2 separate regions of the Homo sapiens genome follow, and region 1 is linked to region 2. Evidence: read pairs that join two places in POLR2A ChIA-PET (ENCODE). Cell type or tissue: OCI-LY7. All regions are shown on one strand.

Region 1 (4,000 bases), 180 kb before region 2:
TTTCTTTCTTTTTCTTTTTTTTTTTTTTTTTTGGAGAAAGTCTCACTTCAGTTGCCCAGGCTGAGTGCCGTGGTGCCATCTCAGCCCATACAGCCTCAACCTCCCTGGCTCAGATGATTCTCCCACCTCAGCCTCCCAAGTAGATGGGACTACAGGTGTGTGCCATCACGCCTAGCTCATTTTTTATTTTTAGTATTAAAAAAAAAGAGAGAGATGGGATTTTGCCATGTTGCCCAGGCTGGTCTCAAACTCCTGGACTCCAGTAATCCACCTGCTTGGGCCTCCCAAAGTGCTAAGATTACAGGCGTGAGCAACTGCGCTCAGCCCCTGCCAAAACAAAAACAAAAACATGTTATTTATTTATTTTGAGACAGGGTCTCACCCATGCTGGAGTGCAGTGGTACGATCTCTCACCTCAGCCTTAGGAGTAGCTGGGACTACAGGCATGCACCACCCCATACCTAGCTTAGTTTTTTATTTTTTGTAGACACGGGGATCTCACTATGTTGCCCAGGCCTGTCTCTTCTGGGCTCAGGCAGTTCTCTCACCTCAGCCTCCCAAAGTACAGGGATTACCACCGCATCTGGTCTCTTCCTGCCTTTTCTATACCCCGGTCCTTGGCAGAGGTGATGGAGGAAAATCTGAAGTTCTAGAACTCACTGAAGCATTTAGGAATTTACTGAGATACCCTTACCAAGGACAGCAGCATTTTCATTGTGCACTCTTGAGAAAGACCCCAGGCTGAACAATAAACAAGGAGGAAAATGAAGAGAGTGCATTTTATAGTGGAAGGAGCCTCTTCTCATACCCAAAAGTCATATCACATAAGTAACGTGCGCCACCTTATACGGGTCACACCAGCTGTATAGACACTCACCCAACATGTACTGTCCTGTCCTTAGGCTAGGGGCCACATGATTGTGGCAGGCTACAGTCCTCAAAGCACTTCTGGCCACCAGGTGCAGTGCAGTTGTGCACACCTGTAGTGCCAGCTACTTGGGAGGCTGAGGTGGGAGGATCACTTGAGCCCAGGAGTAGTTCAAGACTGCAGTGAACTATGATCACACCACTGCATTCCACTATTCCACCCTGGGTGACAGAGCAAGACCTTTTTTTTTGAGATGGAGTCTCACTCTACGCCCAGGCTGGAGTGCAGTGGCGCAATCTCGGCTCACTGCAACCTCCACCTCCTGGGTTCAAGCGATTCTCCTGTCTCGGCCTCCCAAGTAGCTGGGATTACAGGTGCCTGCCACCATGCCTGGCTAATTTTTGTATATATTGTTTCATGGGGTTTCACCATGTTTGCCAGGCTGGTCTCGAACTCCAGACCTCAGGTAATCTACCTCAGCCTCCCAAAGTGCTGAGATTACAGGTGTGAGCCACCGCACCCAGCCTTCATCTCTTAAGAGAAAAAAAAAAAAGCACTTCTAGCCAAGGGTAGGTGTATAGCTCTGACATCAAATCTGGCCTAGGCATCACTGGAGCAAGAAAGCCCGGAAACAAAGTGACCCCTCCAACACATGTAGAGGACCACCATACTTTAACCTGAACTCCCCTCTCTGGCCGTACACAGAAGAGTAAGCTTGATAGGTTCCTGGTGTGAAACTATTCTCAGTACTTACATTTTGTTTCGAAGCTGAAACTTGGCTACCAGATGGCCTGGTGGGTTTCTGTTCCCCAACTCCCTAACCAGTGCCCTTCCATTTACCATTCATTCAGTTATTCAACTATTTATTTAGGGAACACTTTCTATCTCAGTGCTGGATGAACCAAGCCAGACTGGCTGTAGCCCAGAATCTAGAAGCTTCCATTTCCTCCTAGGTGTCCTACTTTCCTGATGCAATAGCCCAAAAGTCATAAGAGGCAGAGCTTTTTCAATACTCCCACCAGCCACATGACTGACTTAGAGCAATCTATTTATTCTCTCTGGGACTCCATTTCTTCACCTGTCAAAGGTTGATATTAAAACCTGTTCTCCCTACTTCAGGGGTTTGCTATGAAATTCTGTATGTTAATGCCTAGGGCTGTAGAAAGGCGAGACACTGTGACAAATCTTTTTTCCAGCGCTAAGCCCTTCGAGGTAAAATGGGTGGAAAGCCAGGCCTGCCGCTAAGCCCTGTCCACTCTCTTCATCTTGCCCTTGGAGGGCCTCCTCCTGGGGGGCCAATCTAGCATGTCCATGTCCTTCTGGGCTGGCAGACAAACAAGCAATGACAAGCTTTAGGCCTAAAAGCTGGAGAAAGACAATAGCAAGGTTAGGCTGTTTGTTTCTCATCTCTCCTAGAGAGACAAGGATATCCCCTCCCCAAATCCCTGGTGGTGGCAGTGAAGCTCGGAGCAGTTGGATTTATTTAGGGCTTTTACTTTTTTTTTTTGTTTTGGCCAATTTGGAAAGAAAAGAGGCAATGACCTCTTCTTTAAAAAACAAAACTAGGCAGGAAGTGTACTGGGCCTGAGTGGCAGGGACTAAGGGTGTAATTACAGGTTTTTGTTCAGCATTTTCGAGTAATTAAATCCAAAGGAAAGCGAGCCTAGCCGAGGCTTCTTGGATGCAGGGCAGAGAAGAGCTGTGTGTATGTGTGTGTTTTGTGTGTGTTGGGATGGGGAGGAGAGGCAGGAGGTGAGAAATGGATTTGCTTTTCAGGCTGAGAAGAAGCGGGCTTCTCGCCTTTATTAATATTTTTACATTGCTTTTTCCAAAAGGTAGCCGATTATTCATCTTTTATTCGGTGCCACTGCCCTCTCCTTGGTGACATTTTCAGCGTGCACAGCTTTCTAGGCACTGATTTTCCTTCACGCCAACTCTCCCCCTCCCCACTTTTTCATATTCCCGCTTTCTGCCTGGTTGCCCACACAATAAACCCACTGCAAAATCCGCAGCCAGCTTTCTTGCCTACAGCTTCCATCCCAGCGACCTCCGACGCTGAACAATAGTCTCTCCTTTTGTTTTAAACATCTTCTGGCTTTCCTTGTTCCGCTTTAAAATACTTCTTACCACCACCATCCCTACCCAGCCTCCCCCGTGGTTGCCTCGGTTTCCTTTTGGGACAAGCAGTCTGTGCACAAGCGCACCTGGTTTGCAACGCCCAGAGCGTTTGAAATGGGTTCAAAGCCTAGGGATGCGCGGGCTCCTCTCTCCTCCCCTCCTCTTCCTTCCCTCTCCCTGGGCCCTTGATGTCCCTCCGACGTTCCCTGGACGTTGTGAAGTGACAAGCAAGAAAGCATATACTGTCTGCTCACATTTTTAAGGGCAGGAAACCTGACTCACCCCCAGACCACGCGCCCCAAGGAGGGGCACTTGCATTTTCCGGCGGGTGGGGGGGCGGCCTCTACTAGGGTTAGCTGGGGCCGGCCTGGAGGCTGCCCCCTCCTCTTCCTCCTTCTCCTACCCCCACCCCACATCATGCCCGCAGATTACCGCCCCCACTTCCCCCGCCAGTCCCCTTCACCTACTCTCCCCAAGAACAGATTGTTTATCAGAACGGGCAGCCAAGAAACCTACTCCTGTTTCTGGCCTCTGCCAGAGATTAATCACACTTGGGAATGGCACAAAACTTGACTGTGTTGGGAAGGGGTGAGGCGTAGGGGGTAGGAAGGTGGGGAGATGTGGGGTGGGGGGATAGTTAAAAGGAAAGACCAATACATTTGACAAGGTGACCAAATCGGGGTTACCGCTGCCTCTCCCCTCCTTTAATTTTAGTAAGTCAGTGCAGAAGACGGAATTCTACTTCATTCCCACTCCCTCTACCCCCACCCCCAATTACCTTCCTTCTTCTCTAGGTCTTCATGTTTGATGCTTTAATAGTACTGACTGGCTTTTAATTCTGATTAACATTCTCAGCTGGTGCGTGCGTGTGTGTGTGTGTGTGTGTGTGTGTGCGCGCGCGCGCCCTCGAGCGCGCGTTGGGGCCTGGCAAGACACACTCAAACCGGACTGCCTGACAAATCCCCCCTTTTCATCCTTCTCTTTGAAATGACATCAAGATGGACTTGTGGGGGG
Region 2 (4,000 bases):
TGTCCCTGGACTAAAGTTTGAGCAAGGTCATCCCCTTCCTCTGCCCCCTGCTCAGCATGTCCAGAGCAGCAGAGGCTCAGGGGCCAGCAAAGCAGAGGGTTACAAATGGTCTGGCTTCAGGGCCAGCTCTGCCATTCACTAGCACCGTGACCTCGGGCCAGTTAACTTCTCTGGGCCATGACCTTGAGCCAGTTGTTTAACCTCTCTAGGCCTTAATTTTCTCTTGCATTTAGGGATGGTTCTCATACCCTAGGGTACTTATGAGAATTAAATGAGCTAGTACTTAAATAGAAAATATTTAGCTCATATTACTTGCTCTGTAAACGTTAGCTATTAATAAAATTTGTCCCTCCCTGGGCCCTCCTGGACCATCCTAACTCTGGGGTCATCCCTGAGATTTGGCTTTGGCCTTGAGATGTCTAACTCATCTGGAAGGGGAAGTGGGAAGCAAAGTGCTGGCCTTGTTAGTTAGGGCAGCAGTGGATAAAACCAGGCTAGGTCTGGAGGCCTGGGAGTGAGCAGTAGGATGGGGCAGACAGAAAGGCAAAGCTAGCCCTTTTTGAAGCCTTTGCCCAGTTGCCAAAGACAACTTTGCCCAAGCCTAGAACAGCTGAGCTGCCAGCTTTTGGCATAGGAACCCAGGATGGAGGAGAAATGGGACAGGAAGAGGGCCACACACTCTCCCATCAGATAAGATATGCAGCTAGGAGGGGCCCTGAAACCCTGACTCACCAACCAGAATTCACATCATCTCCCACTGCCCCTCCTTGGCCCACAAAGCAAGGCTGACATTTATTTTTTATGCACAGGAAGGACAGAAACAACCACCACCTACCAGCTGCAGTCTGTGGGATAGTGGATGGACCTTTCCATCCTCACATCTCTCCTCTTGCCTGCCCCAGAACAGAGAGGCTGGAAGGAGGAGTGTAGGGACTGTGCAGTCTGGGCCCCTCACCACAGCCTTACAAATAAGCTGAGGAGGAGGAGGATGGCAGCGCTGGCGAATTAAGCAGTCATATTTCTCAAGCACTGTGCAAATGGATTTATGTGAATTATCTTACTTCCCCTTTGCAATAACCCTGTGAGGCAATACTGTTATTATACCCATTTTCCAGATATGGGAACTGAGGCTGAGACAGATGAAGTCACTGCCCCTGGTCACACAGCTAGCAAAGGTGGGTCTGGGATTAAGTCCAGTCAGTGGCTTCAGAGAGCCTGATCCTTCCCATTGCCCCAGACAGCCTTTGTCCTATACTGTGAAAGTGATGTCTAAACAGATGAGTTCTTTGATGCCCCCGCTACGCCCTGCTGGGCTGGTGGCCCTGCTGTGTTTTCTGTTGACATCCTAGAGTTTCTAGCTTCATTCTTTCCAGTGCTGGTGCTTTAGTCTCCAGTAAGCCAAAATCTGGATTTTCTGCCTGTCTTCTTCACACCCAAGAGCTAGCTCTCCCTCCAGAAAGAAGTATGGTCCAGGGAGGGTGAAGGGATGCAGAGAAAAGGCTTGGTGCTGCTTTAGGTTTCCATGGCAACAGCCTCCCTCATTACTGCCTCTGCTTGCTGCCTGGGAAAGCTGAGGAGGGTGGTGAGGTGGGAGAGGGTGAGGATCTTGTCTCCTTTCTTTTCCTCCCTCACTGCCCTGCAGGTTGAGCAGCCAGGTTGAGCTGAAAGCCTGCACCTGACCAACCTGCTGGATGGAATTCCCCACCTCCTGCCCAACTCCAAGCTTAGTGGCTGGGGCCTTGTAACTAGGGGTCCTCCCAGGCAGAAGGGCCACCTGGTCCAAGCCGCCCAACAGCAGTCCTCTCCCTAACCCCAAAGGCTGGGATGTGAACTCCCTAGAGAGGACCTCATGTTTGTACTTCCAGGGGAAATAGATACTCAATGAATTCTTGTTGAATGAATGAATGAATGAACCAATAGTGGTCTATTCTACACTGTAGCCACTGCCATTCATTTTCATTTCCTCAAAACGTTATATTCAGCCTTCCCTCTAGGTCTTTGCCAACACGGGTGCCTCTGCCCACGCTTGCCCATTGCACAGGACTAACTCCTACACCCCTTTCACATCTCAGCTTGGAGGTCACTTTGTCAAAATTCAAAACTTTTACACTTCAAAAGACACCATCAAGACAATTAAAAGAAAAGCAATAGGCCAGGGGGAAACTATTTGCAAAGCAGAGCTCTGATAAAGGACGTGCATTTGAGCATAAAGATGACCAAAGGGGCCCTGAAGGAGGGTGCTGCCAGCAAGGGAGTTCCTGGGTCTGTAAGTCTTGTGGTCTCTCCACCGCGTGTGTTCTTTTGCAGCAGCCCCGTAGCTGGGTGGAGCCTCCGGGCCTGACGTGGACCTTCACTGGAGAAGTGACTCAGGTGGGAAAAGTCTCCCCGGGCCTCTCCACCTGCAGGATCGCCTTCCTACACCTTCCCCCGCCCGCTTCCTTCGCGCGGGCTCCTCCCAATGACCACCAGCAGAACTGCAGCCTCCTGCCTTAGCTGACCTGGAGCCCGAGGTAGCTCAGATGCCAGCTCCTTCCTCCAAGAGACCCTAGAAATGCCATTGGCTGCTACTCTGATGCTCTGGCAGAAGGCATGCCGTTGAAGTGTACTGTGTTCGATGTAAACTATTATGAGTTTGCATCTGGCTAAACGTGCTAGTGAGTTAATTAGCCACCTGGGGTAGAAACAAGAAAACTATGGGTGGCCTAGGCAGAGCTCGATGGAGCAGGAATTAGGGGAACTGAGAAAGACAGGCAAGAGACTCCCGGATCCTGCTAGATGCTAATCTAGAGGGTGGGAGTGGGAGGAGTTTTGTGCACCCCTTCTGTTTCCAGGACTACTCTCAGGCCCTCCATCGCAGGTTCTGGGAGTGAGCACAAGCAGCCCAGACTCCCAGGCCACCTCCTGTCCCCTGCTTCAATCCCTTTACCTTCATTCCTTCTCCATCCCCATCTCTCAGCCCTCCCCAACTCCTGAAACCTTTCCATGGTGCCCCCTGGATCTCCATTCTTCATTTTGCAAATATTTATGTGATGCTCCTTGTGTTCCAGGCATTGTTCTACAAGATGAACACATCCTAACACTCCTCTTAAGAGCCCTGTGAAGTGGGTACTAATGGCTGTTGCCATTTCCACTTTACAGAGGAGTAAAGTGAGGCATGGGGACTGTAAGTGCCTTGCTCAAGGTCACCCGATGAGCGATGAGTGAGCGTTGGAGCTGAGATTCAGTGGCACGGAACCTGTAATCCCCAGAAGCATCCCCAGCTCCTCGGTCTCCTCACCCTCCGACTGGGAGACTCCCCAGTCCAGCTTCCCTTTCCACCCTCTCAGAGGGTGGTTCCTGCTTCCCCTCCAACACCACTGGCCTGGGGATGGAGACGTGTCTTTCTTGTTCCCCTTGGCAACATTGAGACTCTTCCTCCCTGCTTTCTAGAGCCCCCTGTCTTGGACCCACAGGTGTCAACCTAGACATCTTGCTGCCCATCGTTGTTAGTCATCAAGGAGTCCCCCAGGCCACTCTCCCCTTCCCCCCTCACTGTCTCCCCAGTTTTTTTCCTGTCTTCATTCTTGCTGATGTCAATGTCCACATCTCCACAAAGATGATCCTTCTGATACTCAGCCGCTCGCTCCCACGGTCATGTCCTAGACCCGATCACCACCGATAGCCGGAATCTCTTTCATTTCAGCACCAAACATCCCACTTTCAGCATGCCACTCCCTCTGCTCTACACTTACTAGCCGTCCACAATTCTTCTACCTCCCCTTGGAACTCCAGTAGCTTTCCCTGGTCCTCACCCATCTTGCATCTTATTTCTCTCCTGGCTCAAATTCCACAGCAAATCATTACAATTATTCACCTGCTACACCCTCAACCCTCTTGTGTTATGCTCATACTTGCTGGGGGGAAGCCTCTACCCCTACTAAGTCTTCCACACCTGCAACCATACAGGTGAATCCAGCACAGCAAGTCTGGCTGCTCTCGTCAATTCAAGATCATGAGCCTC

Evidence for each region. Peaks named below come from ENCODE experiments on the same cell type or tissue, not always from the same donor. Only the 100,000 strongest peaks of a DNase experiment are listed, where the experiment ranks them.
Region 1: POLR2A ChIA-PET joins it to region 2 with 8 read pairs; 1 of 35 experiments calls an interaction of 5 or more read pairs at or near these places.

What each region holds. Positions count from the first base shown.
Region 1 is chr14:77,034,938-77,038,937 of GRCh38, forward strand. No RefSeq gene overlaps it. Among named protein-coding and RNA genes, the nearest start is that of LINC02288, 4.1 kb to the right of the region's middle. In OCI-LY7, no CTCF peak of the experiment used is centred here; a DNase peak (open chromatin) is centred at 1,614; H3K27ac peaks cover 2,379 bases.
Region 2 is chr14:77,211,139-77,215,138 of GRCh38, forward strand. TMEM63C (transmembrane protein 63C) reads left to right here. Exons shown (of 24, transcript NM_020431.4): 2 at 2,308-2,370. Among named protein-coding and RNA genes, the nearest start is that of TMEM63C, 31 kb to the left of the region's middle. RefSeq lists an enhancer at 2,178-2,407. In OCI-LY7, CTCF peaks have their summits at 2,463 and 2,662; a DNase peak (open chromatin) is centred at 2,473.